2 separate regions of the Homo sapiens genome follow, and region 1 is linked to region 2. Evidence: read pairs that join two places in POLR2A ChIA-PET (ENCODE). Cell type or tissue: K562. All regions are shown on one strand. Region 1 overlaps LINC00649 (long intergenic non-protein coding RNA 649). Region 2 overlaps DONSON (DNA replication fork stabilization factor DONSON).

Region 1 (5,000 bases), 370 kb before region 2:
ACAGTCTCGTGCCAAGATGCCAAAATGGGTGGGGGGAAGAGAAAGGGTTTGGGTCCAGGTCTGTCTAATTCGAAGGCTGCTTCTGGCACTTCCCCAGCTCACGAAGCCTGCTGCCTCTTGACAGGAAGTAAAAGGCACAGACAGATGGTGCTCTGGTGGAGCCCTGCCCAGAAAATGGCCACTTCCGGAGCAAAACTGCCACAGCAACAGGCCTTGTCAACAGCAGCCTCCAACCGTTAACCACAGGGCCATCTCACCTCTAGAAATCAGCTCCCTTTTATCCACACATCCCTACACACAAACAATAACTCCATCACCCAGGAGACCACAGAACAAAGGCAACGAGAGAGAGGGACAGAATGGGGCATAAATAAGATGCTGGATGGGCAGACAGGAAAAAAACACTTCAAGGCAGAGCACACCAGGATGTATTAGAAAGGAGTATTTGACACGCAGGCTTTTAGATGAAGCCTACCCTCCTTACGTGGGGAGTATACACAAATGAGTCTGTATTTTCAACTACGTCACATGCACCGCCTTGCAACCCAAAACAATATTTGTGCTTCAGGGGCTGCACTGCGCTGTTTTATACACAGAATCACCTGGCACAGCTCCTGTCCCTGAGATGCAAATTAATGTTCTCATGTAGTGGGGGGAAGGGGTCGAGAGGAGGCGAGGGGGAGGGGAGCAAATGTGCTCTGCAGGCCACACTCAGGCATTGACATCGCTGGGCATGATAGGCGCCGCCAGTGCTGTTGCTTAGCAACTCAATACCCTTCGAGAAAATCCAGCAGCCTCGCTGGCTTGCAGAAGCAGGCAGGGCTGGTTCAGCATGGCATTGGGCATGGAAAGATACTAACAGGTTTTTTTTTTCCAGTTATTAATAATCATTCTTCCTGATTTCCCATACAGATCGACATACCTGAGGGGACCCAGAGTCATCCACTACACTGGGGCTGGAAAAAGCCCAGGGTTTTTAAATTGCCTCCCAATCGGCTTCGGAGAGTAGTGGAATTTTACTGGCTGGTCCCATGACACTCCTTCCAGCCCCGGCCCTCACCACAACACAAAGGCAGAGCTCCACAGTGTGACTCACCAGCATACCTTCAGATCGTTGTTTGTCAGCCCATGTCATGAGTCATGGTTTCTTCAGCTTTCTTTTTTCTCAAAACTGAAACACTTGACATTTTACAATAGGGTTGGGGGGAGGCTTTTCATTTTTTTTTTTTAAGCCACTCTGTGGCTTTGTGTGCAAGTGTGGGGGCACGTGGGCAGAGGTGAGTAATGGATGCAAGAACAGGTAAACATGAGCAAGGTTCTCCACGCCATCAGCCACCTGGCAAGCCATCAGAGCTCAAGGAAGTTGTCATTTGTGTCGTGGAGGAATGGGAATACCCCTGGGCTATGTATCTTGGAAGAGACAAGGTGCTGGACAGCTTTCCACCCTCCATCTGTTGCATCCCAGCAGTGTAATGCTCCCTCTATTCCCACACACAAAGAGGTCGGCTTCATTTTGTGCCACGTGATAACAGCACCATGTAAGGCTTTAAGAAAAATCCTGCAGGAGTTACAAGAGACAAAGTACACTGCGACGTAAGATAAGAAAAAAAGAAGTGGAATTGCCACAGGGAAACTGTGCTGGGCCGAACAGTTGGTTGGTGGGTCCCTGGCTTTGGGTTCTGATTCTGACATAAATCGGGTGGGTGATGAGCTTCTTATTTGCATGGCTCATGCAAATATGCCATGATGTTATAAAGCACAACTTTCCTCCTCTCCATGAAGCCCTCAATCTCCAAATTTATTCACTTAGACAGCACAGTCTTTCCCCCAGAGTGTGAACCCCTCAAAGTCGGCACCATTTTATAAATCTCTTTATGGTATCAACCCAGCACATATCCAATACATACTAGATGCTCACTCATGCTGCCTGTGTGTATGGAGACATGGAGAAACAAAAATTAACTAAATCCAATTCACGTTTTGGAATCCTTATTTATTCCCATGCATTACAGGATAGATTCAATATGCCCTGTCAAGTCCCAGGAAAGTAATGAAGACCTAGGAAAGGATACAACAGAAAACGTTCTGAATGTTACACAATTTGAAATGCCATGATGTCATAAAGCATTCTTAGAAAAGGTAATAGTTGGCCGGAGGTGGTGGCTCACTCCTATAATCCCAGCACTTTGGGAGGCCGAGGCGGGCAAATCACCTGAGGTCAGGAATTCGAGACCAGCCTGACCAACAGGGTGAAACTCCGTCTCTACTACAGATACAAAAATTCGCCAGGCATCACCTGTAATCCCAGCTACTCGGGAGGCTGAGGCAGGAGAATTGTTTGAACCCAGCAGGGGGAGGTTGCAGTGAGCTGAGATGGCGCCACTGCACTCCAGCCTGGGTGACAGAGTGAAACTCTGTCTCAAAAAAGAAGAAAGAAAGAGAGAGAGAGAGAGAGAGAGAGAAAGGAAGGAAGGAAGGAAGGAAGGAAAGAAAGAAAGAAAGAAAGAAAAAGAAAGAAAGAAAGAAAGAAAGGAAAGAAAGAAAGAAAGAAAGAGAAAGAAAGAAAAGGTAATAACTATCAAAAGTCTCCCCACAGTCAGGGATGAGGACCAATTCTATACATAAGTAAATTAGGGAAGGGGAAAGTTAGAACTAATAAAAATATTTGCCCTGTCAGATTGGGGTAATGTCTGAAATTTCCACAATATTTGCTTATTTAGATTAAGATATTGAAGACCTGTGTCAAAATGTAAATGTTCTGTAGCCACAGCAATGTATAAATCCATTATTAACCTCAGGTGCATTTGCTAAATTTATTAAATCCATTCCCAGAGTGTAAGAGACCTAGGGATTGAGACTTGAAGCATGTAATTGTGTTTTTACATTATGGAAATGTCCAAACATGTACAAACTTGAAGTAATAGTGTAATCAAGCTCTATGTGCTCATCAGCTAGCTTCAACAATTATCATCCTATCACCAGCCCTGTTTTATCTACTTCCTCCCAACACACACACATTGGAGTGTTTTGAAACAAATCTAAAACCTCATAGCATTTCATTCATACATATTACAGTATATAACTCTAAAATATAAAGACTTTTTTTTTTTTTTTTTTTTTTTTTTTAGAGACAGGTACTCACTATGTTGTTCAGGCTGGTCTCAAACTCCTGGCCTCAGGCAATCCTCTCATGTAGCTGGAATTACAGTCCTGAGCCACCGCACCCAGCTAAAAACATAAAGACTTTTTAAAAACATAACCACAATACCAGTATCACACCTGAAAAAAAACCCCAACAATTTCTTTTTTTTTTTTTTTTTTCTATTTTTTTGACATGGAGTCTCGCTCTGTTGCCCAGGCTGGAGTGCAATGGCATGATCTTGGCTCACTGCAACCTCCACCTCCTGGGTTCGAGCAGTTCTCCTGCCTTAGCCTCCCAAATAGCTGGGACTACAGGCATGCACCAAAATGCCCAGCTAATTTTTGTTATTTTTAGTAGAGACAGGGTTTCACCCTGTTGGCCAGGCTGGTCTCAAACTCCTGACCTCAGGTGATCCACCTGCCTTGGCCTCCCAAAGTGCTGGGATTACAGGTGTGAGCCACCACACCTGGCCAACAATTTCTTAATATCAGTAAATATCTGGTCAGTACTCAATATTCAAATATCCCTGTTAAAACAATTCAGGGGTTCTTTTTGAATTAATGAACTTGAATTATTAGAGCAGTTTTAGGTTCACAGCAAAATTGAGCAGAAAGTACACTTCCCATATGCCCACTGCACCCAGACATGCACCACCTCCCCCACTATGGACGTCCCCCACCAGAGGATGATCTTTGTCACAATCAGTGAACCTACACTGATACATCATTATCACCCAATGTCTGTAGTTTACATTGGAGTTCATTCTCGGTGTTGTATACTCTTTGGTTTGGACAAATGTATCATGATATGGATCCACCATTACAGAACCATAAAGAACAGTTTGACGTCCCTACAAATCCTCCGTGCTCTGCCTGTTGATCCTGCCCTCCCTCCAACCCCTGTCAACCACTATCTCCACCGTTTTGCCTTTTTCAAAATATCATATAGTTGGAATCATACGTAGCCTTTTCAGATTGGTTTCTTTCACTTCATAATCGCATTTAAATTTCCTCCATGTCTTTTCATGGCTTGACAGCTCATTTCCTTTTAGTACTGAATAATATTCCACTGTCTGGATGTACCACAGTGTGTTTTTCCATTCGCCTACTGGAGGACATCTTGGTTGCTTCCAAGTTTTGACAACTATGAATAAAGCAGTTATAAAATCCTGTGTAGGTTTCTGTGTGGATATGTTTTCAGCTCATTTGGGTAAATATCAAGGAGTATAATTGCTGGATCATGTGGTAAGAGTATGTTAGTTTTGTAAGAAACTGCCAAAGTGTCTTCCAAAGTGTCTGTATCATTTTGCATTCTCAGCAGCAAAGAATGAGAGTTCTTGTTGTTCCACTTTCTCGTCAGCATTTGGTGCTGTCAGTGTTTGGATTTTGGCCCTTGTAATAGGTATGTAGTTGTATCTTTTGTCATTTTTATTTGCAATTCCCTAACAATAAATGATGTTGAACATCTTTTCATATGCTTATTTGGTATCCATATATCTTCTTTGGTGAGGTGTCTGTTCAGGTCTTTTGCCCATTTTTTAATTGAACTGCTCCTTTTCATTTTTTCTTTTTCTTTTTGTTTTTTTTTTTTGAGACAGGGTCTTGCTCTATTGCCCAGGCTGGAGTGCAGTGGTGTGATGTCAGCTCATTGCAACCTCCACCTCCTGGGCCCAAGCAATTCTCCCACCTCAGCCTCCTGAGTAGCTGGGACTACAGGTGCACACAACCACGATTTGGAGTTTTGTTGTTGTTTTTTTATTTTTTATTTTTTTTGGTAGAGGCGGGGTTTTGCCACGTTGCCTAGGCTGGTCTCAAATGCCTGGGCTCAAGTGATCCACCAGCCTTGGCCTCCCAAAGTG
Region 2 (5,000 bases):
TGAATTATTCAGAATTATAAACATTGCATTAAATGTTTAATAATACCTTAAGAAAATTTTTTTACTTCATAGGTCTGTGAGCTTTACTTCTCTATATAATTTGCTGAAGACAAAACTTTGCCCCTATTTCTACGTTTGTACCTATCAGTTTACTGTCCTGTTCCGAGCAGCAGGATTAGCTGGAAGTGACTTAATCACAGCTCTCATATCTCCAACAACTCGAGGTTTAAGAGAAGCTATGAGAAATGAAGGTAAAAGTTTAGGTTTAAAGTGAGAATACTATACTATATAGTAAACCTATTTTGGCCTAAAAGCTATTTAAATTTAAAATGCCTTTTACCAGTTGATTAGCAACATTAAGAAATATATTATTTCTTTATTTCTGGCTTTTTTTCCCTCCCCCACAATTATTTAATCCAGCAGTCCGCAAACTTTTTGGCACTAGGGATCAGTTTCATGGGCAGTGAGGAGGATGGTTTCGGGATGAAACTGTTACACATCAGATGATCATTCTTTTTTTTTTTTTTTTTTTTTTTTTGAGATGGAGACTCGCTCTGTCACCCAGGCTAGAATGCAGTGGTGCAATCTCGGCTCACTGCAAGCTCCGCCTCCTGGGTTCAGGCCATTCTCCTGCCTCAGCCTCCCGAGTAGCTGGGACTACAGGTGCCTGCAACCATGCCCGGCTAATTTTTTGTATTTTTAGTAGAGACGGGGTTTCACCGTGTTAGCCAGGACGATCTCGATCTCCTGACCTCGTGATCCGCCCGCCTCGGCCTCCCAAAGTGCTGGGCTTACAGGCGTGAGCCACCGCGCCCGGACAAGATCATCATTCTTATAAGGAGGGCACAACCTAGATGCCTCACATGCACAGTTCACAGTAGGATTCGTGCCCCTGTGAGAATCTAATGCGACCACTGATGTGACAGGAGATGGAGCTCAGGCAGTAATGTTCACTCGACAGTCGCTCACCTCCTGCTGTGCAGCCCGGTTTCTAACAGGCCACAGGCCAGTACCAGTCCACAGTCCAGGGGTTGGGGACTCCTGATTTAAACTGTTCCTTCCACATAGTGTTCTCTGATCTCTAAAATAAAACACATATTGGGCCAGATAGTCACTATCTGAATATACTCTTCTAGAAATTCTTCTATAGTACCAATTACCCCTTTAATAACAAAATTTTCAAACTGAGTAAACCCATTAGTGGATCATGAAATCTACTTAATGGGCCCAATCAGTACTTTTTCAAAAAGTGAACTGGAATACAATATGATTTATGAAAGAGTGTTACATGTATGTGTTGTTTCCCGAACCTCTTTCAAGGAGAATACGTTTTATGCATGTTTGTAGGTTTGTGAAGAAAGCTTGAAAACTCTACTGCCTTAATAGATCATTTGTAAAAACTAACATTTCAAATTTTTTACACTCTAAAAGTACAGCATGCCTGTTAAATACTTTAAATGACAACTCAGTTACATTTTTGTTCCTCATATAGGTATTGAATTTTCTCTGCCTTTAATAAAAGAAAGTGGCCATAAGAAGGAGACAGCATCTGGAACAAGCTTGGGATATGGGGAGTATGTGATTAAAATAACTTTATATCATCCACTGACTTATGGACTCATGAAATAGATTTGCACAGGAACAGCTTGTGAAATAGGGACTCTAACTGTAGCAATTTCCTAGGGAGCAAGCCATCAGTGATGAGGATGAAGAGGAAAGTTTTTCCTGGCTGGAAGAGATGGGTGTGCAAGATAAAATTAAAAAGCCAGACATACTTTCTATCAAGCTGTATCCTTTCAGTTGTTGTTAACTAGAATTAATTTTCATTGAATGACGTTAGTGAGAAGTTTAACATTGGCAGTTTTATATGATTATAATCTTAAATTATCTTCAGGTCATATTAAAACTAATTCTCCATTGTAATACTAAATAAGCCCCTAAGTATCAACAAATGGTGAACTATTAAACCTTTTTTAATCAAAACGTTCAATTATGATTGTGGGAGAATAGGTGTGTTTTGACTAGAGAAGAAATTAGGTTTAGGTGTCAGTTTGTAGCAAATTCAGATTGTTAACATTTTGATTGAAACATATGCCTTATGATTCGGTAAAGAGAGGTAGCAAGAGGATTTCCATTTCATTATGGAGAAAAGGAGTCTCAGGTGATTCAGAATCAAGATAACTGCTTTCCACATTAGGTGAGATTTGCTTTTGCAATTTCCTTGATTGTCATCTTCAGGCGTAAAGAGAAACATGAAGTACAAATGGATCACAGACCTGAATCTGTTGTGTTGGTAAAAGGAATCAACACCTTTACATTGCTCAATTTTTTGATTAACTCTAAGAGTTTAGTTGCTACCTCAGGTCCACAGGCAGGACTTCCTCCAACCCTCTTGTCCCCTGTTGCTTTCCGAGGTGCCACAATGCAAATGCTTAAGGTAATAAAAGTCTGCATAACCTAGCTTTTAAGAAGTACTTTACTTTGATAGGATAAATTCTTGATTTAAAAAAAAACCTCCTAGCATTTTTACTTGGTACATATTTTCATTTTGCTTTCCTCCCATTAAAAAAAGAAACAAAAATTATATAAGACAGTTATATCAAAGAAATTATGTGGAAATATATAAATTATATGAAATCCTTTTTATTTTCTTTTCGAGATGGAGTCTTGCGCTGCTATCCAGGCTGAATGGAGTGCAGTGGCGTGATCTCAACTCACTGCAACCCCTGCCTCCCGGGTTCAAGTGATTCTCGCGCCATGCCTCAGCCTCTTGAGTAGCTGGGATTACAAGCACACACCACCAAGCCTAGCTATTTTTTTTGTTTTTTTTTTTCTTGTTTGTTTTTGTTTGTTTGTTTTAAGAGGGAGTCCCACTCTGTCACCGGCTGCAGTGCAGTGGTGCGATCTCGGCTCACTGCAGCCTCCAACTCTGGGGTTCAAGCGATTCTTCTGCCTCAGCCTCTCGAGTAGCTGGGGTTACAGGTGGGCACCACCACGCCCAGCTAATTTTTGTATTTTTAGTATAGACGGAGTTTCACCATATTGGCCAGGCTGGTCTTGAACTCCTGGCCTCTTTTTAAATTATACGAACATTTATTTTCTTTTTTTGGTTGGGGAGACAGGGTCTTGCTGTAGTGCAGTGGCACAGCTCACTGCAGCCTCAACCATGTGGGCTCAAGTGAAATTCCTGCCTCAGCCTCTCGAGTATCGGACCACAGGACTGCCATGCCCTGCTTTTTTTTTTTTTTTTTTTTTTTTTTTTTTTTTTTTTTTTTGAGGTGGAATCTCACTCTCACCCAGGCGTGTGCCACCACGCCTGGCTAATTTTTTTTTTTTTTTGTATTTTTTGTAGAGACGGGTTTTCACCATGTTGGTCAGGGTGGTCTCGAACTCCTGACCTCATGATCTGCCCTCGGCCTCCCAAAGTGCTGGGATTACAGGCATGAGCCACTGCACCTGGCCGCCCTGCATTCATTCATTCATTCATTCATTCATTCATCTATCTATTTAGAGACGGAGTCTTGCTCTGTCACCCAGGCTGGAGAGCAGTGGCTCAATTTTGGCTCACTGCAAACTCTGCCTAACGGGCTCAAGCGATTCTTCAACCTCTGCCTCTGGGGCTCAGGTGATTCTTCTGCCTTAGCTTCCCAAGTAGCTGGGACTATAGGCTCACACCACCATGCCTGGCTAATTTTTTTGTATTTTTAATAGAGACGAGGTTTCACCATGTTGGCCAGGCTGGTCTTGAACTCCTGACCTCAAGTGATCTGCCCACCTTGGCCTCCCAAAGTGCTGGGATTATAATCATAATAAATTATATATGTAAATACAAAATACATGCTAAATCTTAGCAATAAAATTGAATGGATTTTAAATTTTTGTTTTTCCAATAGTCTGCATTGACAGTGTATTACTAAATCAGATAAAATACTATATGAAAAAATGGTATTCTCTGGAATATACTTCACCTGAAAATCTCTTAATATGGAAAGGTTGCTGAAAATTTACTAAGTATTTGTACTCACATAACATTGTTTAGATGTCTTGGGAAATAGTTTTATTCCATAATTGTTAAAAGAGAGGAAACCCCAAATGGAAATATATTGAACATATTTTTGGCTAGGCAAAAGGTTGAGAGATGATCTTAATTTTCCTTTTCTTTACATTTTCATGAAGGCACGGAGTGTGAATGTGAAGACACAAGCTCTTTCTGGATACAGAGACCAATTTAGTTTGGAGATTACAGGTCCTATCATGCCTCATTCTCTGCATTCACTGACCATGCTGCTCAAATCTTCACAGAGTGGATCTTTCTCTGCAGTACTGTATCCACACGAGCCAACTGCTGTATTTAACATCTGCCTGCAAATGGACAAAGTACTTGATATGGTAAGTAGACACCTATGAGCAGACTGTTTTAGTTGTAGTTTCCTCAAACTAGCTGGAGGGAAATTGAGTCATTTATGCTGAGTCACTATTGTGTTTCAAGTAATTAAACTGTTACTTAATTATGAATTACTAGAGGAAGGAATAATGTCTGTAAGTTGTTTATGTGAGGTAGCTTTCATGAATTCAGTCCAAGTACAATTTTTTTTTTTTTTTGAGATGGAGTCTTGCTGTTGCCCGGGCTGGAGTGCAGCGGCGCGAGTCTCGGCTCACTGCAGCCTTAGCCTCCTGGGTTCAAACAGTTCTCCTGCCTCAGCCTCCCAAGTAGCTGAGATTACAGGCATGTGCCACCACATCTGGCTATTTTTTGTATCTTTATTAGAGACGGGGGTTTCACCATGTTGGCCAGGCTGGTCTTGAACTCCTGACTTCAGGTGATCTGCCCACCTTGGCCTCCCAAAATGTTGGGATTACAGGCTTGAGCCACGGCACCCGGCCTCAGTCCAAATAGTTTTAACAGTGACTGAAGAACTTCCCATTCCAAAAAGGGGCAGCTTTTTCATTTCCTCTTGCATCCAAAACTCAATAGTACCTGATTCCTTTATAGTTTAAGG

The links. ChIA-PET counts read pairs that join two places held together with the same protein. Peaks named below come from ENCODE experiments on the same cell type or tissue, not always from the same donor. Only the 100,000 strongest peaks of a DNase experiment are listed, where the experiment ranks them.
Region 1: POLR2A ChIA-PET joins it to region 2 with 5 read pairs; 3 of 35 experiments call an interaction of 5 or more read pairs at or near these places.

The regions. Positions count from the first base shown.
Region 1 is chr21:33,944,038-33,949,037 of GRCh38, reverse strand. It overlaps LINC00649 (long intergenic non-protein coding RNA 649), which reads right to left. Exons shown (of 3, transcript NR_038883.2): 2 at 3,143-3,228. Among named protein-coding and RNA genes, the nearest start is that of LINC00649, 15 kb to the right of the region's middle. RefSeq lists enhancers at 248-307, 838-1,317, 492-1,691 and a silencer at 1,159-1,453. In K562, a CTCF peak has its summit at 1,101; DNase peaks (open chromatin) are centred at 692, 1,067, 1,471 and 2,977; H3K4me3 peaks cover 675 bases.
Region 2 is chr21:33,578,739-33,583,738 of GRCh38, reverse strand. DONSON (DNA replication fork stabilization factor DONSON) reads left to right here. Exons shown (of 10, transcript NM_017613.4): 5 at 73-251; 6 at 1,493-1,574; 7 at 1,684-1,788; 8 at 2,239-2,437; 9 at 4,177-4,389. Among named protein-coding and RNA genes, the nearest start is that of DONSON, 7.4 kb to the left of the region's middle. In K562, no CTCF peak of the experiment used is centred here; no DNase peak of the experiment used is centred here.